Linked DNA regions of Homo sapiens: region 2 is linked to region 1. The links are chromatin loops, found by intact Hi-C in ENCODE. Cell type or tissue: Caco-2. All regions are shown on one strand. Each heading gives the region's core, and the rest is flanking DNA. Links, peaks and the distances in the headings are about the cores only. Region 1 has its middle 13 kb from the start of LINC00622. Region 2 overlaps PHGDH (phosphoglycerate dehydrogenase).

What was found. Hi-C counts contacts between places; a loop is a spot of excess contacts. Peaks named below come from ENCODE experiments on the same cell type or tissue, not always from the same donor. Only the 100,000 strongest peaks of a DNase experiment are listed, where the experiment ranks them.
Region 2: it touches region 1 in a loop (7-fold over the local background); 5 of 110 quality-filtered maps call a loop at or near these places.

What each region holds. Positions count from the first base shown.
Region 1 is chr1:119,605,938-119,618,470 of GRCh38, forward strand. It overlaps the pseudogene HSD3BP5. Among named protein-coding and RNA genes, the nearest start is that of LINC00622, 13 kb to the left of the region's middle. RefSeq lists a silencer at 11,495-11,695. In Caco-2, for the core only: CTCF peaks have their summits at 5,841 (motif pointing right) and 7,985 (motif pointing right); DNase peaks (open chromatin) are centred at 5,884 and 8,014.
Region 2 is chr1:119,719,250-119,731,782 of GRCh38, forward strand. PHGDH (phosphoglycerate dehydrogenase) reads left to right here. Exons shown (of 12, transcript NM_006623.4): 2 at 1,921-2,072; 3 at 4,127-4,192; 4 at 7,602-7,656; 5 at 7,755-7,853. Among named protein-coding and RNA genes, the nearest start is that of PHGDH, 14 kb to the left of the region's middle. In Caco-2, for the core only: no CTCF peak of the experiment used is centred there; DNase peaks (open chromatin) are centred at 2,802 and 5,740.

The DNA.
Region 1 (12,533 bases), core at 2,041-10,040:
TCCGACACCATAGCAGTGTCTGGGGTGAATGTTTACAGCTCCTGAAGCCTCAGTGGGTGTGTGTTACATGGTGCTCTTTTAGTCTTGCTCTTTTAGTTTTGACATCTACAGGCGGCTTGTTTTAACCAGCTAAATTAGACCCTCTACCTTGTCGGAAGGTCAGAGGGCTTTCTGTATCCTGGGTTCTTGTTTTGGTTACCAGAGAAATTAGATCACACCTGGGCTTGGAGAATGAGTGCCAGGTTTTGTTGAGTGAAGGTAGCTCTCAGCAGCTGGGGGATGCCAGAAGGGGAGGGTTTTCCCATGGAGTTGGCCGTTCAACTGCCCAACTCTTCTCCGACCATCCCAGGGAAACTCCACATCATTCTGCTGGGCGGTGTGTTCCTCCCAACGTCCAGCTGCCCATGTGTTCCTCTGCTGATGTGTGCCTCCACTGATGTGCCCCTCCTGACATCCAGCCCCTTCTATCTTCTTCTGCCAATCTGCTCCTCTCATTGTCAGGCAGTTTGTGTGTGTCCTGCTAGGGTCTTGGGGGTTTTATAGGCAGAGAATTGGGGCATGGCAGGCCAGGGTGGTCTTGGGAAATGCAACATTTGGGCAGAAAATGTTTGTCCTCATCTAGGTCCCTGGGAGTAGAGCCATAGCCAGGGACCACACCCTCCTTCACCCAGCACTTCCCTTCCCCCCTCCCATATCATTTAAAGGGACCATGCTCTTCCCTTCCCAGCACTCCCATATCAAGAACATTCAGAGCCCTCCTGCCCACCTCAAAGAAGTTCTCTCGAGAGAATTAGTAAAGTTGGTCCACAGAGGTCTGTCAGGACTGAATTATCCAGCACATGCTTTCTCACAATATTTTCTTAAGAAAAAGGGTTTCCCAGTGTCCAGAATACACAGTCTCTTCAGCTCGCCACAGGGCCTGCTATTACAGAGCCATTCCCAGCCAGGTGTCCAACATGCACCTTCATTCAATCCTCATCCCTTAAAGTCTTGGTGGTCTTTCCGAATTGCAGCTTTCCAAACTACTTTAAATTCAGACACATTCCCTTAAGGAATCTCGTCATGCAGTCTCACCCTCTGATTCCCAGAGCCCAGTCTCTTCAGCACCACAGCACCCCACCACTGGCCTAGCCCTCCACATTCAGTCTACTCTGACACCTTTTCTAAAGCAACTAATTGCTTTTGGGTCTCCAGCACCATCTCAAAAAAAAAAAACCTTTCCAGTTTCTACTTACGCATACCTTTAAGTACCTCTACAGTGTGAGGAGGGTGTTAAGAGTAACCAGTGTTTCATTTGAATTATTAACTCTCCACAGCTCCCAACAACAAGAAAGGTAAAATGACAGGGGAAGTGTTAGAGGCATCTGTTTCCTAAACCATTATCACTCCAAGACTTAGAAAATATTTCACAATGTTGGTCATTTCCCCCTTGAAGGTAAACTACTTCCGCATTTTCTCTGCCACCAGATTAATTGTTGAAAACATGAGGCTGTCTCTCCAGAAACTCAAATTCCACAGAGACTTTAAACAGGGCCAAGAATAAAAAAAAATAAGAAAAAATAATAATCCTTTGCCTAGGAAATTCCTTCCTTCTTCAAGGGAAGGCACTCCGAACACCTCCATGAGCTACACTTCCACACAGCTCAGGGGAGGCGGCAAGGTCCTCCCAGTACAGGTGTTACCAGCAGAGGGCACACTCCTCTCCCCAGTCCTCCACCAGGCTCCACAGGAAACGCCAGGGCAGGGTTTAAAGGAAGGTTTATCACCCCGACTTTACATAACCAGGTAAACAGAGTCACAGCCAGAATTGGAAGCAGCTTTCCCAGGGAATGCACAATCAGGAAAAGAGTGTGGGTTTCCAGCATCTCCCCACAAGCCACTGTTCGCTCAATGACTCCAGGAATGGTCCTGGTGACAAAGTTTTACCAGTCCACTCAAAATGAGAAAAATACCAGCAATTGCATGTATATTCAACAGTATATTTAAGAGTGTATATTGCTTATATACAACTGTATATGGGTGTCTGTGTGTGTGATGTAAATTCTTCTACTGCCCTTTTTTGCCAAAGAACCAGGACTGTCCATATTCTCAGAGTATATCTTCCTGATTTTTTAGTTTTTCAATAATCTGCCTTTAATGGTATTGATGTCACATTATAATTTTCAACATCCTTACTTGGCAAAATATAAAGTGATAACCCTAGGTCCTTTGCCAAAATTAAACTACACACACACACACACACACAAAAACACACACACACATCCAAACACCCAAAAGTCTAGAAATTCTTGCTCTCCAGAATCCATATGTCAGTTTCTTTTCATTTTGGTGTTTTTCCTATGGCTGTAGCATGGCCCAGTCTCAGTCAGAGCCACAAAAGAATGTACCTGAGTCTGTTATAACCACTGCACTTGGGAGTGGAGATATGTGCACGTGGTTGGGGCCCCTTAGGGATATTTCCTGACACTGACAGAATGCTTTTCGTTGGTAGGTACCCAGCTTCTGTTGGAGGCCTGTGTCCAAGCTACAGTGCCAGTCTTCATCTACACCAGTACCCCAGAGGTAGCCGGGCCCAATTCCTACAAGGAAATCATCCAGAACAGTCACGAAGAAGAGCCTCTGGAAAACACATGGTACGCTCCATACCCACACAGCAAAAAGCTTGCTGAGAAGGCTGTGCTGGCGGCTAATGGGTGGACTCTGAAAAACGGTGGCACCTTGTACACTTGTGCCTTAAGACCAATGTTTATCTATGGGGAAGGAAGCCCAATCCTTTCTGCCGGTATAAATGAGGCCCTAAACAACCATGGGATCCTGTCAAGTTTCAGCAAGTTCTCCAGAGTCAACCCAGTCTATATTGGAAACATGGCCTGGGCCCACATTCTGGCCTTGAGGCCCTGCGGGAGCCCAAGAAGGCCCCAAGTGTCCGAGGACAGTTCTACTACATCTCAGATGACATGCCTCACCAAAGCTATGATAACCTTAATTACATCCTGAGCAAAGAGTTCGGCCTCTGCCTTGATTCTAGATGGAGCCTTCCTTTATCTCTGATGTACTGGATTGGCTTCCTGCTGGAAATAGTGAGCTTCCTGCTGAGGCCAATTTACACCTATCGACACCCTTCAACCACCACAGAGTGACATTGTCAAATAGCGTGTTCACCTTCTCTTACAAGAAGGCTCAGCAAGATCTGGCATATAAGCCACTTTACAGCTGGGAGGAAGCCAAGAAGAATGTACCTGAGTCTGTTAGAACCGTGGAGTGGGTTTCCCTTGTGGACTGGCACAAGGAGACCGTGAAGTCCAAGACTCAGCGATTTAAGGATGACAGAGATGTGCATGTGGGTATTGTTAGGTGATGTCATCAAGCTCCATCCTCCTGGCTTCATACAGAAGGTGACAATGGCACAAGCCCAGGTCCTGTTGTCTCCCTTTCACACAATGCCCAACTTATTGTCTTCCTCATGTCATCAAAACCTGCCCATTCCCTGGCTCAACCAGGAGCTTTCTGTCCTAATCATATACCAGAGGAAATACAATGTGATTTGCTTTTTCCAAATCTCAGTGGCTCATTCTGAACAATTGTGGTCTCTCTCTCTTTTTTTTTTTTTCCTTTGAGACAGAGTCTGGCTCTGTCCCCCAGGCTGGAGTGCAGTGGCGCAATCTCTGCTCACTGCAAGCTCCGCCTCCCAGGTTCACACCATTCTCCTGCCTCAGCCCCCCCGAGCAGCTGGGACTACAGGCACCTGCCACCACGCCCAGCTAATTTTTTGTATTTTTAGTAGAGACGGGGTTTCACCGTGTTAGCCAGGATGGTATCAATCTCCTGACCTCGTGGTCTGCCTGCCTCGGCCTCCCAAAGTGCTGGGATTACAGGCGTGAGCCACCGCGCCCGGCTTGTGGTCTCTTTTAACTTGAGGGTCGCTTTTAACTACTAGAGCTCCATTTCTCCTCTTAAATGAGAAAGGATTTCATTTCTTTTCTTTTAAATCTCCTATTTCTTCACGCAGTTCAATGTAAAGAGCAATAAATGTTTTAATGCCTAACCTGGAGGGAGGCGTGGTTTCTGTTAATACATACTTTCCTTGTTCCTTTTCATTTCCAGGTATCACCATCTTTTACCTAGGAGAGTAGCATGGAGCTGGGGATGAGGGGTGGGCAGAGTAGTGGGAGGGTCAGGAAGGGCGATGAAGACTGAATAAGCTCTACTATGTTTCAGGCGTGTACAACATGACCTACATATGACATATATTCCCTCACTGAATACTCATCAGAAACCTATCACGAGGGGTGACTATTCCCATTTTACCGGTGAGGAAACTTGTTCACAGTCACACTAACTGATTAATGGCTAGGCCTTCTAAAAGGCAGTTGACCTTGAAAGTCCTTATCTTTCCACGGAATCACACAGCCTGAACTGGTCTTGTCAGTGGTACAGCAGAACACTGGAGCATGGGGTGCTGATACTTTGGAGGGCCCCAGCTTTTTTGGGTTACCTCTTTCTTGCCCAGTCGCACGCAGGGGATTCTCTAGAACCCAGGAGAATCCCTGAGGGGCATCTGAAAGAGATTGCACGCCTTTCCTAATGGCCCCGAGCAGGGCTGAAAGAAACAAAAACGCATTCAGCCTCTACCAGCTTCGGTGCCAATTTCCTAGAAGGTCTCTAGAACACTCCTGGCTATATGTGTGTTGGCCATTCTGATCATACATAACCCTGCATTTCACCCTTTCAAATCACACAATGAGCCACACCATGGGTTCCTGGGCAAGTAAAGAAAACAAGTGTGAACTTCTCCCAAAATATACCTTCTACTCAGCCCAAAATTAGAAGTCTATTATCCCACATCCCCAGATTTAACTGCCTCTCTCTCTCCTTTCTCCTCTTCTTTAAATCACATACTTTCTTCCTTTATTCTTCCATATCCTTAGGCTCTTTCTTCCCTCCATCTCCTCTTTAATCACTGGTTCTCTCATTCTTCTCAATTTCCCTGAAGAGAGGAGGCCAATCAAGACAAGTTTGGGGACTTCAGTGATGACACAGTCATTAACCAATCAATGAAAACACACTCAAAAGAAACACTGTCAGGGGCGTCAGGGACAGAGTTGAACTGAAGCAGGTGAGGAGGTTGCTATGGGTCCAGAGTGTGGAGATGGAAGCTGTCTCCCTCTGGACCTTTGTGTATCACAGCCATGATGAGAGTCACATCCAACATCAAAATGACTTCTTTCTTACACAGGAAATTTACAGATCATTAATCAGTTGAATTTGATTACCACAATGGAGTTAGTTTCAGTGTTCATTCTGAAGAGAAAAGGGAACCACATTCTGGCCCAGATGAACAGGTTTCCACCACCTTCAAAACCCCAAGGAACAGATGATCAGCACTAGCATCAGGGGCGAGTGGCTCCAGGCAGTGGGGTAAGGTGAAAAATGCAACACCCCTCCTTCCCCAGCCACCGCACAAAATGCAAGAGCCAGCATCTCTCCAGCTCTTGTAAGGCGTGCGCACGATCCATATGTTAATGCCAAGTACCACGGGAATCAACGGAGGGTGGTGGAATCAGGGACAAGAGCCCTTCCCCTGGTTTTTCAGCCTAGTGAAACCCTACACTTAGGAAACCACCAGGGCAATTTTCACAGGGAAATGAAGGAAAATGACAGATCTCCGACGGGCAGCGAGGGGAGTTCAAAGAAAGAGACGAGGGGGCCGGATGAGTCAACAGTCTCAACTGAACAAGCACAAACGCCTCGCAGTGTTGTGGCCAACAAAATTTGCCATCCCTTCTTACACCTGAGAGTGCCAAGCAGGTAAAGCTCCTGCACCAAGCCCCGCTGCACCTCACGTGGTGCACCACACGGGGGCAGCAAAGGCTAAGAGGGAAGAACAAGGAAGCCTGACCTGGCCGGGATTTTTGGGTCCTTTTTCTCCACCTGGGTGGCTCTGCAGGGTACCTGACAAAGGATTGAATAAAAGCACAGGCAAATGCTCAACCACCGGCTTAAGGGCTAGGTGTATATGAGTACTGAGAATGGAGCTGAGCCGAAGTCACTGGGAAAAGCCACAGGAGCCAGTGGGGCTTGAATGAGGCCTTGAATTCCTCAGTCCAGGCAGTGGGCACAGACCGAGCAGTGGTGCAGAGGAGGATGGAGGGGCATGAGGAGGCCCCTCGCCTTCTGGAAAGCATGTACAGAGGGCAGATGAGAGAGCTCGGGTGCCAGACTAAGCCACAGACTAGACAGGCAGGTTCCAAGGGCCAGGATGGGCCAGAGCCTGTGATGGACTGGTGAGAACCGGCAGGAAAGTGACCATTATGATGTGAAATCCCGTGATTTCTAAATATTAGTGACTAACTCTAAATTTGAAAAAGCAGTGTGAAGATCTGCTCCAGGAGAGGGATGTGTGGGCTAGTGTTCCAACTGTATGTGCAATAATTTATATCTTAAAAAGTGGGTGGCGAGGTGTCAGCAGCAAATCTATTCATTCTTGGCGATAAGTCCCAAATATACATTATTATATCATACTCTCAGCTTTCCTGTATGTTTAACATAGGTTATAATTTTTTAATAAATTAAATTTGGTGGGGAACAAATATGCAAACTAAGAAAACACACTCACAGCCTGGCCCCAGGATTAAGGCCTCCGATTTTCCACTTCTGCTCCCAGTCTAGTGGTCCAGTGCGGGAGATAAAATAGGAGACGTGTTAGGTGCAGTGCACAGTAAATGTGAAGAGTGCCATAAGAAAGGAAAATGCTTCCGGGAGATCCATTCCCATAGGGGATTCATGGAGTCCTTGCATTTGGGCTAAATATCAGAAGATGGGTAGGATTTCAACAGACAGGAATGTGAGGGAAAGTATTCCAGGTGGAGACAATGGAGTCTGCAAAGACCCAGGTGGGAAAGGGGTCACTTTTAGGGAACAATGAGACCAGACCAGAGAGCACCACGCCAAGGCAGAAATGGAAGATACACCTGGAAAGACATGATGGGCACACACAGGATCACCCGGGGCCACCCCTGGAGACGACCTGCCTGCTTCCTTCACTGACCTCAGAGTAGGAGTTCTGTGTCCCCATTAAAGACGACTTGGGCTGGGCACAGTGGTTCACGCCTGTAATCCCAGCACCTTGGGAGGCTGAGGCAGATGGATCACCTGAGGTCAGGGGTTCGAGACCAGCCTGGCCAACATGGCGAAAGCCCGTCTCTACTAAAAATACAAAAAATTAGCCAGGCAAGGTGTTGGCGCCTGTAATCCCAGCTACTTGGGAGTCTGAGGCAGGAGAATTGCTTGAATCCAGGAGGCTGAGGTTTCAGTGAGCCAAGACTGCACTATTGTACTCCAGCCTGGGTAACAGAGTGAGACTCTGTCTCAAAAAAAAAAAAAAAAAAAAAAAAAAAGACAACTTGACATTCAATTACTCCACACATACAACATGCCTCATGTTCTCTCAAAAATTGGAATCTATGGGAAAAGAATGTCTCCTCTAGCTATGAATATTGATGGTGATGCTAAAAGCTGGGACATCATTCACTCTGCAATGGGAATTGTTCAGCTGTCCCTGGAAGATTACCTTGGCAGCACGTTGTAGGATGGACTGAAAGAGATGAAGAGGATACTTGAAGAATCTAGGTAAGAAACGAAGGCCTGATTTATGGGTTGGTAACAAAACAGAATACAGGGGCAACTGCGGCAGGCCTGAGATAGAATGGCCGCTAGTTTAGACAGGACTGGGTATTGGCACAGAATTCCCAAGCACACACTTTCTCAAGCCAGAAACCTGGATGGCAGCCCCCCACTCCGCCCACCTATCATTCAGCGCTACCAACTTTACCTCCACAACACCTCTTGAATGTGTCATCTTCCTCCCTGGTAACATCATTCCTACTCGTACCCCCAACAGGCCTCCTTGTCTTGGAGAGTCACCCATGAAACCTATCCTCAGCAGTGTTGCCAGAGTTCTCTCCAAACTAGTCTCACCATGTCACGCCCTTTCTTAAAACCAACCACGAGGGGGAGCCCCAGGACTGTCAGGGTGAGCCTGTGAGCCTTAGCATAACAGAGGGCCTCTGAAGACCTGAGCCCTGCCTGACACTCCAGACTAATTCTCATCAATCCCTGCCCTATCCCCAGATTCTCCTACTTTGTGCCTCAACAACTTTCCAAACTCAGCGCTTCCTGCATGCAGCATGCTTTTACATCTACCCAGGCCAGTGCACTGCGTTCCTTCGGCTTAGAGGGTGCCAAGCTCTCCTGCCAGTGCATCCTTCCCAGCTCCTTATTCACCATCCAAAGCATCTCTTTTTACAGCCTCCATGCTTTGTGCATAGTACCACTGCCATTAATTTTTCATTTATATATCCTGTTCCCCACCCCTATACTGCCGTGTCCAAAGGACAGTAACTCACCATGTCATCTCTCTGTCCCCAGTGACTGACACAAAATAGACACATGGGCTGATGGATGGAAGGATGAAACACAAGCAAACTCAACTGCTAGGATGGAGACAGGAGGGATGGAGAGTCAGGGAGCAGAATGCTTTGAGTGACAAAGCAAGAAAGAATGCAAAGATGAATTTTCACGGTGTTGATGAACCTGAAGAAGCTGGATCATCATGATGAGAGATGGGAAAGAGATAAGCCACATAGTGGGTATGGTGCTGAGAATGAACTCATTTGTGTGATATGAAGAGTGAGTGGGGTTGTGAGAGGCCCATGAGCAGGGAAAGGGAAAGGCTGATGAAGGCGAAGCCCAGCTGCCAAGGTTATAAAGGGACTGGGAATTAGATCCAAAACCTGAAATGGTGCAAGGCCCAGAGCATTTTTATACTACAAAAAAAGGAAAAGCTGCTTTTGAAAATTGAATTCAGAAGAGAATCTCCCACTCTTAGTTGACTCAAGTGAGGACCACGCAACCTCTCTGTCTACATGTGCTTCTTAAGACATCAAGGGACTCTGGTGGAAATTTGAGGGGCGTTCTTTTTCTTTATCTTGGCCCAAGATCCCACCCAATGGTAATGAGCAGGGAATGGGGTCGGTGATCTGAGGCATGAAAGAGGTTCATTATGAGGAAGTGGAGAGGGAAGGCTGGATGAAAAGAAAGTGGCTTAGCCACTCTGTCCCCAAAGGCAGGGAGCACTGAGGTCAGTTGCAGACTCCAAAACAGTCAGTAATCTGTTCTGGAAACCTGAAGTTCCTTATTGAACAGCGCAATCTTTCCTCAAGACATGGAAGAACCAGCACTGATGCAGTCAGCCCTTCTTCCAAAACAGGTACTGGCGACAGAGAGGTGGGCGTGAGATGGACTCCGGGCCTATTGCCATCTTAGCATGAACGCTGGCCACTGAAGTAGGAATACCCTTCTCACGAGCCTGGCACTAACTCCCTCCTGCACCAGCTGGAGTCTGTCAAATCCCTGGTGTAGCTCTGAGCAGAGCAGCTCTCTGGGCACAAGGCCGGTGAGGTCACCCAGGGCCTGTGCTTGGCTTAAGGGGCTGCCATGGGACCCCACATTTCATTTTGCACTGATCCCTGTAAAATATGCAGTGAATTCTGATTATGGGAACTTCTTTCAGCAGCAGGCAAAACACCTATTGCTGACCTATCGTGGGTAAATGAAAAAAGCTCCCTGGCTCCTACAGGGCAGATCAATGTCTTTGTGGAGTTCAGATTTTAGAGCAAAGAAAGCTTCATCAGGCATGGTGGGGCACACCTGTATTCCCAGCTACTGGGAGGCTGAGGGGGAAGATCACTTGAATCCAGGAATTCAACATCAGACAAGACTTCATCTCTAAAATTTTTATTAAATTGAAGTTAAAGAAGGATCTAGGGACCTTTATTCCAGCTTTAACTGTGGGCTCCTTTCCTTCTTTCATTTTACCGATGAGGAAACTGAGGCCTGGGAAGTGAGATGGCTTTCTCAATGTTCACCTAGACCACCGTCTGTAATGGTGACCTAGGATTTGCTACTTTTAAGATGAAAAGGGAGGTGAAGGCATAGAACTAGGAGGTTGCCCTACCAACATATTCATAAAGTGGGGTGGGGGGGGCGGGGGGCGGGGAACCTGGGATGAGAGACATTTAGAAAGAGGGCAGAGGACAGGTTTAACCAGAAGTCAGCTATCTAATCCATTTGTCTGGCCCATACAGCCCAACCTCCCATCTGAACATCAGCTTGTGGACGTGGGTGCTGCATAAATGGAGACAGGCAGGTGCCTCATGGTATAGAAATGAAAGTAGCTGGGGGTGAGAGAAACTAAGCAAAGGGGTGGAGGGCAAAAACAAGCGAGTATTCTTTTGTTTTAGAAGAAGAATATTTTTGCAAATAAGAGTGAAGAGTGAAAATCCTGGGTTCTTATTTCAATTTTGCCATCGAAGTTAAGCAAATCTTTTTACCTTCTTGCGTCTGTTTCCTTTCCCGCAAAATGAAGGATATGGCTCAGTTCTAAGGTCTGTTGCCAGTGACACTGGGCTGTAAAAGTGTAAGATGATTTGCATCCTCTGGCACCTGCACACTTCTGCAGCTAAACTTCATAATAACACAAGCCTCCATGTGCTTATTTGTTTGTATGAAGCCAAAGCTATTTGAGAAAGTGGTTTCCCAGCCCTTCCCTGGCTCTAGTGGCACCTGGCACCTCAATGGGAAAGGGGCATCATACCTCTCATAGGGTTGTGAAGGGTCAAGAAGTGGGGCCAAGTAGTAACCGATTCCCTCCCTCCCTGATATCTGATGACCACTAAACTGCAGAACTTAATGCTGACTTAAATACGGCCTTTTGTTTTGGCATTAAGCTATAGATGTTTCCCAAGAAGGTTTTAAAATTAATTCTTTGACAATCACTAGAAATTAAAATGGGCAGGACCAATAGAGACAGTGCCTACTGAAAAGGAATCAGAAACCCAGAAAAGTCATGCCTTGCTCAAGTCCACTGCCAGTTAATGCCAAAGCTCTGCCCTGCACACTCCACGCACAGCACACCCTCAAAGGAGAAGCAGAACTAGTTCCTTCTTTCTTCCTGTTCTCAAGAAAGGGAGGCCATGCCTTCTCACTCCCTCATCACCCTGCCCCAGGAGCTGGAAATCCCAGAAGACACAGTCCATATGCACAGCAACTGCCTCTCTCCTCCTTCTAGGCTCCCAGGAGCTATGACACAAGACTTTAGGACACCCCTCAGCAGCCCCTTCTCTGCAGCACTGGGCACAACCACCTGGTAACCACCTTGCTTCCTAACATTCACACAAGCTCCTGAATCTTACAAGAGCCTTCATGTTTGTCCTTTGGTTTGATTTCCCCACACCTCATACCCGCATCTTTCCACTGCACAGATGGGAGCAAGATCAAGAATACCTATAGGGCTTGGTCTAGGCTGCAGCAACACTCAGCAGTGGCTGTGGCAGTCCAGTGAATCTCAGGCTGTGAAGTCATGTCTGTGATTTCTACCAACTCTATTAACTTCAACACAGAAATCGGCAGAACTACTTCAGCTAAAACCTTGAAGTGACCCTCATTTCAGACATTCGCTAATGCTATACTTGACAAGAGAAAAGTCTAGCCAGATCCTTTTCCAGCCCCTTGACAAAGTGAACTAGCTTTTCCAAGGTTACACACTGTCCCTTCCCTCACCCAACAAAGCCAGCTAAAGTGGGCATTGCCTGATTTGCAGCAGTGGTGGGGACTCTGACTTATAGTTGCAGAGTCCTTGGCAGAGAATCTGCTTAATGCTGAGCCTTTGCTGAATGTATCATCTTGCCCTAGCATAACATGTGAAGCCTTGACATGAAGTTCCCCCCGGTCCACCTCCCATCCCTTGCAGCCCCAGGGGCCAAATCCTTAAAGTCAGACTTATAGTTGGCAAAATAATTCGCCCAAGCAGGTTGGGCAGGCAGAAAACAAAATAGGCCTTCACCTTCACCTTTAAATGGTGTTGGAATGTGTAAGCATCTCTACCTCTCTCATATCTGTCTCTCTAGCATTGAGCACTATGCCTGGCACTTGCCCACTCAGCTGAGGGGTGAACTTCTCAGGGTCTCTGCTCTTAATGAGTCACAGCCTTGGGGCCTGGGGAAGGCCAGTCATACACAGATGGTATCAGAACACCCAGGCAGAACCACTCCCTACCTCAGCCCTTGATGCTTTCAGAAAAGCATCTCAGTGGAGTGTCTTCAGTGAATAAAAAGAATGCATGGAACTGCTTCCAGTGAATCCCTGGTCTCCAGGAACTGGCGTCTGGCAGTTCTTTACTCAGGTTGGAAATCCTTCAAATACGTGTGTGGGAATGCCAATTTAAACATTGCACGTACACTGACACCTTTTTCAACCTCCTTAAAAACACAGGGCAACATGGTATATGGAACACCTTGCCACCCACCTCATTGGCTTCCAAAGCTGAGCATTCCCAGCTGCTGGAATGAGACAGGGCGCCAGCTGGATGCAGACAGCATTGTGAACAGTGCCCTGGATCCCACAGGAGCAGCAAGAAACTGAAACCCATTGGAATGTGCTTTGGGTTAGCAGAGATGACCTTGAAACCAGTCTAG
Region 2 (12,533 bases), core at 2,043-10,042, 110 kb after region 1:
GGTCATAATCAGTTTAGCATAATGCCAGATACGTACATAGCGGGCATCCGATAAAATGAAGGAAGAAAAGTACAGGGGAGGGGAAGGGAAAGTAGGCAGGCTTAACTTTGTTGGGCTTCAGTTTTTCCTCTGTAAAATGGAGTTGGACCAGATGCTGGTGAACATTTCTTCAAATCTCCCACTCTGACGTTCTGCTTCAGAACCTCAGACATAAAAGGATTTGGAGTGTCTTCCAGGCCGCCTGCATGTTTCTCTCTGCTGGTAGGCACAGCCCCCAAGCAGTGAGGATGTGTGATGCATAAACACCTCCAGAGGAATCGTTCTACTATTGCTCTTGAACAATTCTTCCAGTGTTTAGAAGCTCTTAAGGCTTAAATATTCTATGCTGCAGCCTAAGCATCATTCCTCTTCTCTTCTTAGTGGAGATAAAATTACCCACTGCTCTCCTTACATTTACTTTGTCCATATTTGCTCCTATGCTCTAGGCTCGTGCACAACAAACACAGTGTGGGCCCTTACCCTAGAAGCCAACTTCTCATGACCTTTCTCTATCTCCAGAATCCATGCAGTGGGAATGAAGGTAAAAGAAGGTTTTCATGGGATCCAGCTGAGAGCTCTACGGGGAAAATGGATCTGAGGAGCCATGTGCTCCATCTCTTTTATTTTACAGGTAGAGACTAGGGGTATAGAGTGAGGTGAATTACCGCAGTGACCCACACATTGTTGGCAGACCTAGGATTAGAACTCTGTCTTCCTGGTTCCCAGCTTGGTGCTTTTGAAAGCATACTTGCTGCTTTCTTACCGGCCTGGTGTCTGCCACTTTGGGACAGAGTGTGGACTTGCTCACCTGCCCCATTTCTTAGGGATTCTCATTCTGTGTTTGAGCAAGAATATTCTTATTCTGGAAAGAACCACATACCACAGGATTCTGGGTGAGCATAAGGAAGATTGTCTTGGGGATCTGACTTAGCTCACGTATAGTGGCTATGATGAATTCAGTGTCTTATTTTTTGCATATGTATATTTTTAGTCTAATATTGCCTGGGTGTCTGAGCAAGTCTAGATGAATTTAATTGCTCTCATTTTTCCCCTGCCCCTCTTCCTTTGGTCTCTCTTTTAGGAAATGTTTTTCTTTCAACATTCGTTTCATTCATTATTTACTCATTCGGCCAACCAACATTTATTGAGTGCCTTCCCTGTATCAGGGACAGGGGCTTACAAAGTAGAATTTGATCCCACCTCTGCCCTCAGTAGCTCAGTGTCTAATGGAGGTAGTGATGTTCATTAAGCGTCGCCAGATACTGTGCTAGGTGCTGTGCCTGTTCTCTCTCGCTTGTTCCTCACACACTTGAGAAGGCCGAAGCTGATTCATAGCTTGGAAGGCAGGGGCCTTGGATTTGAACCCAGGCCTGACCAATGGCAGAACCTATCAGATGTGTGGACAGATGACATTGCCTTTCTTTCTTTGGATATATCAAAATCAGCCAGCAGGCAGGAACTCCCATTTTGAGCAAGCAATGTGCAGGAATGATAGGGTATACAGAGAGGAACAGGAGATGGCCCCTGACTTCCAGCATGTGTCTGATGGACATCCAGGCTGCAGGCATCATGGTGCTGTCTAGAGAGATGAGCCAGGTGCCCAGAGCCCATGGGCCAATGCTGCCCTTTCTTGAGCATGCCAAACAAAGCGGTTGGTGTGTTAGAGGCACAGTCTCCTCCACTCTAAGTAAAAATCAGCATGAGTCCTAGCCCACATTTCCCTAGTGAGTATACCAAAGATATCTATGAACTGGCAGTCATCAGTGACTTCCTAAGGTTCCGGAAATGCATCTCTTACTCAGGAGTAAGCAATGATGTGCCTGCGGCTTTACGAGTTCTCACAGAATGACTTTCTGGACCCAAATGTTTTTTCTGCTTCAGGACTGTGAAGGCCTTATTGTTCGCTCTGCCACCAAGGTGACCGCTGATGTCATCAACGCAGCTGAGAAACTCCAGGTGGTGGGCAGGGCTGGCACAGGTGTGGACAATGTGGATCTGGAGGCCGCAACAAGGAAGGGCATCTTGGTTATGAAGTAAGTCATGGAGGCTGCGGGCGGTTTGGGGGTAGGGGGGTGAGTGCGGAGACTGACCACACCTAGGGAGAAAAAACTCACTTGAGAGAAAGCTGAGTCCATTGGAAGGGCTTCCAGGAGGATGCCTGGTCTAGGGCCTGCATGGTCAACACACACAGCATAGTGGTTTCAAGGTTTTTGGAAGGCAGCTATGCTCACCACTATATCACCAATGCCATCAGGGTGTTACACAGTTTTTGAAATTGAGAGTCCCTGCATAATCTCAAAATGTTTCACGAGCCCACCCCATGCGCAGTTGCTTGCACCTCTGTGACCTGGTTCAGGAATCGGAAGGTCAGTGAGTTCATCTGCATTTCCTGCTCCCACCCAGCCCCCTCTGCCTCTATTAATGCTGTTTGTGGCAGGTTTTTGTCAGCTCTACTTTACTGTGCTTGTACAGAGGCACAACCTTTGCTAGCAGACTAATGACTAGAATCCTTGCCCTCCCCACTTCCCTGCCACCTTCTGGAACTAAGACACTAGTTTCTCTTTCAGTGCTCTAGGGCAAGAGGAGAAGGGTCCCATTTAAAGCTGTTTCTGCAGAAACACAGGGGCAGAGGTCATCAGCACGCCAGTGCTGTACTGTACCCGTTCTGTCACTTAGATGGTATGGCAAGGCCATCCCCAGGCCTCTTTGTTCTTAAGACTTTTCTCTTCCCTTGGGGACTTCATTGTCCTTAAGACCTTTCCCCTCCCCTGCACTGCACTTCCCCCTGTAGGGTAGAGGTTAATTGGTCACCTGACTGAAGTCAATATTCAACAGCAGAAATGTTAAACGATAACCCATCCCACATTCTTGCCTTGGACCCAGAGGCAGCCAGGCCCCAATCTCTGCACCTCTACTTGCGCCCCCATACAGCCTGTTTGCTGTGGGAGGATGAGAAGCCAGGTGGTTTTGCAGGCAGACAGACTCTGAGAGTCCGTTTATCTTATACAGGATCTCTTGACTTTTTCTTCTTGTAACCTTATTAACCTTCATTCCAGAGATGAAAAAGACAGACCCAGTAGGGGAATAATCAGGGTGAACACGTATATGAAATTCTTTCAAAAACCTAAAAAGCATTTAAGAAAAGAAAAATAGTTTTGTGGGTTGCCACCTCTATTTTTTTGTTTATAAAATGGGAAGGGTCTGGATTGCCCTGTGACTTAGGGTGTGAGGAGGCTTTCTCAGTTCAGAACTTGTTGAGAGATAGGAAGAGTAGTCAGACAGGTGGAGATTACTAATAAAAGCTAGGTTGGGGCTGCGTGTGGGGGCTCACACCTGTAATCCCAGCACTTTGGAAGGCCAAGGTGGGAGGATCACTTGGGCCCAGGAGTTTGAGACCAGCCTGGGCAACAAAGTGAGACCCCCATCTCTACAAAAATACAAAAAAAAAAAAAGAAGGAAAGAAAAGCCAGGTATGTTGGCACCAGCCTGTAGTCTCAGCTACTGAGAAGGTTGAGCTGGAAGGATTGCTTGAACCCTGGGAAGTCAAGGCTGCAGTGAGCTGTGATCATGCCAGTACACTCCAGCCTGGGTGACAGAGCGAGGCCTTGTCAAAAAAAAAAAAAAAAAGCCAGGTTGGGTAACTTGATGAAGATATGTAGGCATTGGACTGAGCCCTGAATTCGAGAGACTCTGACCTTGGTAAGATCAATGGTAGGAGCAGCAGGGAATTTGTGCTTTCTGGAGGCAGGTAGATCCTGAAATAGGAGAAAGAAAAGGGCTGAACCACACACAAATCTGATCATGTGAGACACTTCTCTGCCTTGGGAGGAGTGTTTGGATAGAGAGAAGCCAGATATGTTTCTCTAATGGAGGTCCCTCTGCAGGGAAACATAAAGCCAGGGGAAGGGGGTTTCTTTCCAGCCCTTGGCTTAGGGCGAGAGTACATCAGAGAACTCTGGACAGTGGCGTGGTCAGTTCATGGAGCAGGAGTGAGAGAACACAGCCTGCACTCAAGGCTTTCTCTTGGGGAAGGAGTGGGAATACTGGGTCTGTGCCCATTGATGTCCCCCTTTTCTTTGATCTTTAGCACCCCCAATGGGAACAGCCTCAGTGCCGCAGAACTCACTTGTGGAATGATCATGTGCCTGGCCAGGTAAGTCCCTGACTTCTCAGCAAAGCTAGTCTCTCCGATATGCCAATTATTACCACTTGCCAAGCAAATGGACCCAGAAAAACTTAGAAACATTTCGTCTCAGCGACTTGCAGACTGCTAAGAAGGCGACATGCAGACTGCAAAGAACCTTTAAGGCCATCAGGTCCTCTATTCAACATTCATTACACAGGTTCCCTAGTGCACAAAGGTGCACTTCTCTTTACTCATGTTCTATTCTCCATGCTGCAGACAATCTGCCTTCTCTAGCCTCCAACTCTTGCAAATGTTCTCCATACCCTGCTGCCTGGAGATAACAAGGAAGGATGTTCCAGGCAGCAGGGTATGGACAGTGTCTAGGTACCCTCTGCTTACTTTTCAAGATTAAGCTTCAGTATTAATTTATCCAAGAAGCTCTCTGGCTTTTCCAGCTAGGCTATGTCCCTCACTGATTCCCCTGGCCCTCAGGGCTTATCTCTGTCACTGCCCTTACAAATCTGTATTGTAATAGAATGGAGTAAGAACCTGCTTCAGGGTCCTTGTGTGTTCTGTGGGTTCATAACACAATGGAACTCAAATGGGCAAGACTCTTGCTCTTCTAGCAGGAGTTCCAGGCCTCTTGAGTGGATGGGGCAGCCTAGAAATCAAATGGTTGTGGCACAGAATGTGCTTGAGTCTCAGTGTGTTGGTTAGTAATTTGGCAAAACTGATTGCATGGAGCACTTCTGTTGAACAGGCAATTCAAGCATTTATGTGGTCAAGGGGAAGAACAAGGCTCCCAATAAACAGGGTAGGAAGTTGTTCTAGGTCCCTTTGAAGCTCCATGGATTCCCTAAACCAGCGGACCTAGGCATCAAGGACTCCTTGTTTCTCTACTCAGGCCTGAAACCTTCCGGGACCAAGAAATTACTTTTCCCATGGCGAGACCTGCTTTCCCTCCTGCTGGAGGAGGATCTGGGGGAATTTACCTCTGCTCTAACTCCTCCCTGCAGTTTCCATCTGAGCTCTCTGGTATTCACTGATATTCACTGGTAGGTGAAAGGAGGCAGTGGGGGGAAAGGAGAAACAGGGATAGCTTACACAGCAGTAGGGTCTCAGCCTAGAAGGGGCCCCCAGGCTGGCAGCCGGGTTCTCCCAGAACATCTAGGCTGAGTGTCTCTCCCCCTGGAGAAGTACAGAAGCCTGGCACCCTGGTTTCACTTCAGCTATTACCTTCAGGGATTTTTTTTTTTTTTTTTGAGTAAGGGAAAAGATCTCAATGTGGCTTTCTGATTAATTACCTCACTTTTTTTCTGGAGGTGGAAGGAAAGGATTGGGAGCCAGCAATACTTTCCCTCCTTTTCCAGGACCAGCTTTGTTTAAAGGAATCGGTGAAATGCTGTGGTTTAAAAGAAGCTCCCCATTGTCAACTGCTCACCATGACCTCACTCATCAAAGGTGCATCAAAACTAGGAAACACGCACACCCTATTGGGAAGGAATGCGTTCGTTTCATCAGACTGTTCCTAGCAGGGAGGACGGTAGGAGAGTGTGGGTGCCTATATGTAGACTCTACAGGATTGGGCAATGTGGGTGGAGAGCAGGCGTGGCTGGGCCTCACAGTAGGGACTTTGAGCAGATGGCGGGGGCTCCTGAGGTGCAGAAGAACAGCACACAGAAAGGAAGGAAGGAGAGAATCAACAAATGTAGGTTTCACCATTTTTGCCTGCTTTACCATCTCCTCCTCTAGTAAGTCAGGCCAGCAACCATTTAATTATTGTGAGGACCCTCGCCCACATTAGAGTCCTCTCCAGTCTGGCCTGATGAGGATTCCAAAGCATTGAAACCTGGAGAGGCTCCATGATCAGCTGGGAGCAGCAGCCAGAGAAAAGGGTTAGGGATTTCTTGTGTTCTGTGGTGCCGCACGCATACATCTTAGATAGCACTGTGGAGTCTGGTGGGAAGAAAATAGGATGTGAGGGAGAGGAGAGAGGGGCCAGGTGGGGCTCTGTCTCACTAGGTCAAAGGCATTTTATCAGGCAAGCTTTCCCAAGAAGTGAACAGTTCCTCAAGGCAAGTCCCTGTCCTTATTACCTGCCTGATGGGTCAGAGCAGTGAGGTGAATGCAGCTTGTCCCCCATGTGGCTTGGTACTGAAGTTCTTCTGAGTTTACCCATAAGATCGTGCGCCTCTGTGATGGAGGACAGATTCCACCTTCAGCCTTACCCTCAGATGGAGATCAATGTCCTAGTGATGTGTAGAGATGAGAGAATGTTTTTGTGTTAGAAGTTAGTGAAGTGAAAGCACGGAAGTAGCAGCTTGAGATTTCTCTTTTTGCACGCTCGCTCACTCTGAGGTTTTTGGCATCAGGTTAAAGGCCTACATTTAAGTACTCAGGAGGCTGGCCGTGCTGGGGTTGACTTTGCTGGCTTTGAATCTGTTCAAGTGCCTCCAGTTGGGTGATCTGGGGAGAACTGTTTAACCTCCAGTGCCTCCCTCCGTGCAGCTGTGAATGTTAGAGGAGTTAATGTGTGTCTAAACATTTCTTTTAGGATGTCTAAAATAAAGTGCTCCTTAAACATTGTTTCTCAAATCTTCCTTTTTTGCCTCCAGAGATGTGTTGATGACCCATGCCCACAGGACATATATCGCCCTTTGACCTCTAATGTTGCCCTAATTGCCACTTCCTCTGTCTCCTCCAGAAAACACAGATGTAGACTCAGACTTCCATCTGGACTAATAGGAGGAGACAGGCTGTGAAGAGTGTGTGTGTGTGTGTGTGTGTGTGTGTGTGTGTGTGTGTGTGTGTTGGTGGTGGTGGGACAGGAAGGTGGTGCGGATGTTTAAAAATGTTGGGACCACGCATTCAGGACAGAATGGAAGTGTCTGGGCTTTGGCATCCACCCACCCACTCTAGGGTCCAGACTAGTCTAAGACCCTCGGGGTTAAGAAACTCTCAAGGAAGCATAGGTAATTAGGTGTCCTCTTCATAATAGTAGAAGACGTCATAGGTTATGGTGCTGGATGAGATAGGTAGATCAAAATAATTCCTTGAGCTTCTGGAGTACTCGATGTCATCAGAGTTGCCCAGTACCCCACTCAGTTATCCCTACAGACCCTGGAGGATTGGCGATCGCTTAAAGTAAAAAACTCACTCTGGTTGATGCCTCAGTGGCTGAGGTGGAATCCATACCTCCTCCCAGATGCCTGGCTGGTCACAGAAATCCCAGGCTTTCTAAGTCAGATCTTGCCAAGGGTTTCTCTCTTCTGTTTTCCCTTTATCCCCCATCAGTGTTCCTAAACCTGAACCCCCAGACCCAGTTCTTGGGGAAGTGGCTGTCATGGGCAGTGACTGTGCAAACCTGATGTTGCATCTCCTTCCTGGGCTGGCGGGAGTCCGAATGGACCCTCTGAACCTGTGTCTATCCTTGCAGGCAGATTCCCCAGGCGACGGCTTCGATGAAGGACGGCAAATGGGAGCGGAAGAAGGTGAGCAGCGGCCTTGACTCGCCCCACCTGGGCTCAGGGCCCGGGGTCCACTCATGTTGCTGACTTCAGCTTCTTTCCTTTTGCCTGTTTGGTTGCAGTTCATGGGAACAGAGCTGAATGGAAAGACCCTGGGAATTCTTGGCCTGGGCAGGATTGGGAGAGAGGTAGCTACCCGGATGCAGTCCTTTGGGATGAAGGTAAGATGTTGCTGGAACCCTGTGATGTGGGACTTTCTGCAGCAATTTTGGGAAAGGCAGCATGTCTGGGCAGAAGCCAGAAGCTTTGTTCTAGGAGGGTCTGACCCTCTCTTGGAGCCCCCATCTAAATAAGTGTTAAAGTCAAGGAGGGAGAGAACACTGGCCTGCTGATCTGGACTCAAAAGCTGGAAATACTTGGTGGGGGTCCTTTAGCTCTCTGGTGAGTGAATAGCCCTGAGTCCCAGTGAACCAGGTGTTGATGGCTCTTTTGAGACTTTGGTTCCTGTCTTCTTAGTTTAAAAGAATTTAAACAAGAGACACGGTGCAGCATTGAGGAGTTTATTGCAAAGGAAAAAGAATATTTTGAAAGTTAAGTGCAGAGTAGACAGTACACCTCGGGAGAGAGAGAATTCAGGGTGGGCTGCTCATAAGAGTGAGGCAGTGTTGGCCGGGCGCGGTGGCTCACGCCTGTAATCCAGCACTTTGGGAGGCCGAGGCAGGCAGATCATGAGGTCAGGAGATCAAGACCATCCTGGATAACATGGTGAAACCGCATCGCTACTAAAAAAAAAAAAAAAAAAATTAGCCGGGCGTGGTGGCGGGCGCCTGTAGTCCCAGCTACTTGGGAGGCTGAGGCAGGAGAATGGCGTGAACCCGGGAGGCGGAGCTTGCAGTGAGCCGAGATCATGCCACTGCACTCCAGCCTGGGCGACAGAGCGAGACTCCGTCTTAAAAAACAGAAACAAAAACAAAAACGAATGAGGCAGTGTTGATTATTGCTGGAGAAACTCCCTTTATAGGAGTTTTACATGATTATTCATAAGGAGGTGGGAAGAGCTGTTACTAGTAAGCATGTTTTGGGTGGTCCTCTGGGTGCACATGAGTAGTAGCTGTACATTCTTGTTCATTTGGCACATGTCTTATTAGCATCTTAAATCTCCACCCAGGAGTGTGTTTTTTACTATTATAATGAGCCAGGGGGTCAGTTTGAGGACAGGAAAAATCAAAGTGCACAGGCTGTCTAGATGGGAAGTTCCCTACTGAAGATAGCTTTGCTTGAATGAGCTCAGTTAGAATATGAATACCGAGGCTTATTGTGTTGACTATAGGATCACCAAGGTTGCTGCACTTCCTTGATTACCTATCCTGCCTCACAGGGAGGGTGCTTGTGTCCTGCCCATTCTTTCTTTCCTTCCTGCTTTTGTTTTGTCTGCTTTCCTGTGATAATTTAGAAAACAGGAACAAGTTTATGGCCTCACAGTAGAGCCTTACATCCATTGTCCATCTGTCCTTCCAGTTTCCCTCCATATTTCAGAAAAGATTTAAAAGTGCTTGTATGTACACTATGATATGATTGTAGAGCCTATGGTGGCTGGAAGACCTCACACCGGTCTCAGAAATCACACCTAACTCCTGTCTTCCCCCAGGTCTCTGCCTTTTCCTACTCTGGGAGCTCAGTAGGCTTCTGGCTACTCCCTTAGCCTGATTGCAACCCTCTGGTTGCCATCAGTAGCAGTGCCACCCACTTGGGCTAATCCAGGAGACCTTGCAAATGAGAGAGGCAATTCAGCTAAGAGAGGGGATCTGCAGGGCTTCCCAGATAGGCCAAAGAGATGAACCCACTAAGGCTACTATGGGACATCTCTCTGTTCACTTTCTGTTTTAGGGAATTACAGGGATTATGGGGTCAAACTGCAGCCAGGAAGTCTTTAAACATTAGGAGATCAGTTTTGACAACCAGATCATGTCAAATCTAGAAAAGTTTACATAGAGCTGCTATGGAACTCTCCCTTTTTCTACATCCCTCCTACCTTCTTAGAGTTAGAAGGGATCTTAATAGATTAACCCTTAATTTTACATTGACATCTAGAATTTGTAAGCTTATGCCTAAGGACTCATAGCAAATGGACAGTAGCCTAGAGCCTGGTGAGCATCCCATTGTACACATTGAATATTATCCTCTCCCTCCTGCCTCCACTCCCCATCTTATTTATTTAAGTCAGCCAGATATCTTTCCTAAGCCTCTGCACTGAGAAGGGCCAGGTGTATTCTTGATCCCTGGACTCCTGAGAGAGGCAGATGTAGCCCAGCAGGATCATTGATCATGTAAACAAACCACAGCCTTGCCCTCTGTGCAGGGATGGTGGGATGCCATAAGCCACAAAGAGCACTCCCTCCTCCATCCTCTTTTGTAAGGGATCAAGGGTCAAGGTTTAGTCCATGGAGAATTTTGATATAAAAGGCAGAGGTCAGGAGTTAAGTAAAACTAAGAGCACTCATAGCCAAATAGGTGAGCATTTCATTGATGAAGCAGTAACTGGGAGACAGGCTCCAGACCAGTGGCCGTTCCAAGGCTCCTGCCCCCTTCCCCAGGGGGTCCTCTTCCCCATGACTCCCCTTCCCCAGGCTTCCTTCTCCGTGGCACCACTACACATCAATATTCCTGGCAATATTCTTCATCATGGAGACTTCGGCAGCGACTTCAACCAGATGAAAAGCCCCACCTCATTCCTGAATGATTGAGGTGCTAGGTAAGCTTGTCTGTCCATCTGGCACTGCCCAACTCTCTACCCTGGGATGCTTCCAAGAGGTGCATGGGTACCTGGGACCTTGAGCATCAGTGTCAGGAAATGGCTGACACCTCTCGTGCATGTGTTTGATTGAAAGAGATGTCTACGGCCTGCTCATTTCAGTGTTAATCTGTGCCTCAGAGCAGGTCACCCACTGAATGTTTTATTCCCATTCCCAGCATGGTGTGGAGGGTGCCAGTGCCTTCACTTTGCATTTCTTCTGTCCAGATGTCTCTGGAGGGTCATTCTTAACTGTCTTGCTTCCAGAACATGCTCTTTGTAAACCCCTGAAACATGGCTTGGATCATTCCGTCTCCCACCTCAGCCCCTCCGGAGCTGCCTGGACCTCATCATTCCGGAGAGTCTAAGTGGCCTCTTCTCGTGCTCAGCTGCTTACCTCAACCACGTCATTATCATACTTTTGAGTCTGGATGAATTTTGTCTTAGGGCGGAGAGCTCATCAGTTCTACCGGTCTTGGAGAACAAGATTTTCTAAAGGGAAAGGAAGATTCTTGAACATATTGTGAAAGAGATGTATAAGCACCCAGACAGGAAATGAGGATAAGTGTTTATTAAACACAAGTTATTTCATACTAGCCTCATCCTCTTTTTGGAAACCATTATTAAACTGGTAGAGTATGGAAATCCCTAGATGTCAGATACCCGGACTATTTAAAGTTATGTTTTAATCATGTAATAAAGGAATGCATTCTCATATAAATTAAAACTTGGACAAGGCTATACTTGATTACCATCTGAACCCTAGTCTCCTCACGGTAAACATCAGTTTAGCATGTCATCCGAGACTTTTCTATGCATTTGCACAGAATGCATACAGTTCCATGCCTGTGGATGGATTCTTTGGCTGCAAACAATAGAATATTGTTTGTGATGTTAAGAAAAAAACATGTTTATCTCAGAACAACTAAATCTAGCATATTTTTAAACAGTTGTGTGGAATTTTATTGTGCAGATAAATTGCTTTTTATTTGGCCATTCTCTCAATGATGGGTATTTAGATTGTGTATAGATATGGACTTTGGTAAGACATCTTTCATGATTCCCTCGGGGTTCGGATGGAGCCCCTTGAGCTTGGTGCTATTGAAGGGATTAGTGCTTGGTGCTGTTGTGGAATGGGCCACCTCAGTTTGGAGGGAGATAGTATGCAATAGTGCTCCACCTTGCCCACCATTCTCATCAACAGCCTGAACCATGTGTCATTTGTGGATGGCAGGAAGCAAGGAGAGGTAGTTAATACTTAAGGGTGCAGAATCAGGTCCAAAAAGACATATGAAGGCTAGAATGGTTGGGCACCCTCACAGGAAATTTAGCTAGAATACATTTCTGCACCCTACTTGTGGGTCCAAAAAGCAGCTAGACAAGTTTTAGATGTAGAAGCATTTGTCAAAAGCTTTTCTGGGGGAGCAGGGCTTTGGTTTACAAAAGAGCAGTGTGGTTGTCAGTGGCATAGCTGATAGAAAAGGTAACCTGACATTTGGCAGCATTAAAAGAAGTATGGCTTCCGGAGCAAGGGAGGTGACATTCCTCACACTGTGGCCTGACCTGCAGCCTACCTGTGGTCTGAGTCATACAGGTCTTAACGCTCTATACTGTTGTGTCTGCGAGAGACTTTTTCTCAATAGTGTTGCTGAATGACAGGTCGTGACCTCAGAGACTCAGCTCATTCATGCTGGTGTGTTCCTTAGAATGTGTTAAGAGGCACAAACCAATCAAGAAGCGAGCCTTGTGCTTTATGATCAAGGTTTTCCTTGAGGGAACAGACAAGCATCTCTTAACAGTTTCTTTGTAGCCAGCGTTGTGATGAATCCAACTTTAGCCCAGAGGGTTGGATGTTGAACCTGAGGCACCAGTTATCACCGATTTTTTCAGGTCCAGCTAATGTTTGCTGAGGTCTACTGTGTCGGTTCCTGTGCTTGAAATGACTCTGCAGGGTCAGAATTATTATCCCAGGTTTACAGATAAGGAAACTGAGGCCCAGGAAGGTTCTATGATATGCTGAAGATAATGCAACTATGAACTGGTGAATTTCGGCTCAGCCTTCCAGGCTGGCATTCTTTGCCCAGTACCACTTAACTTTATTCATGATCCA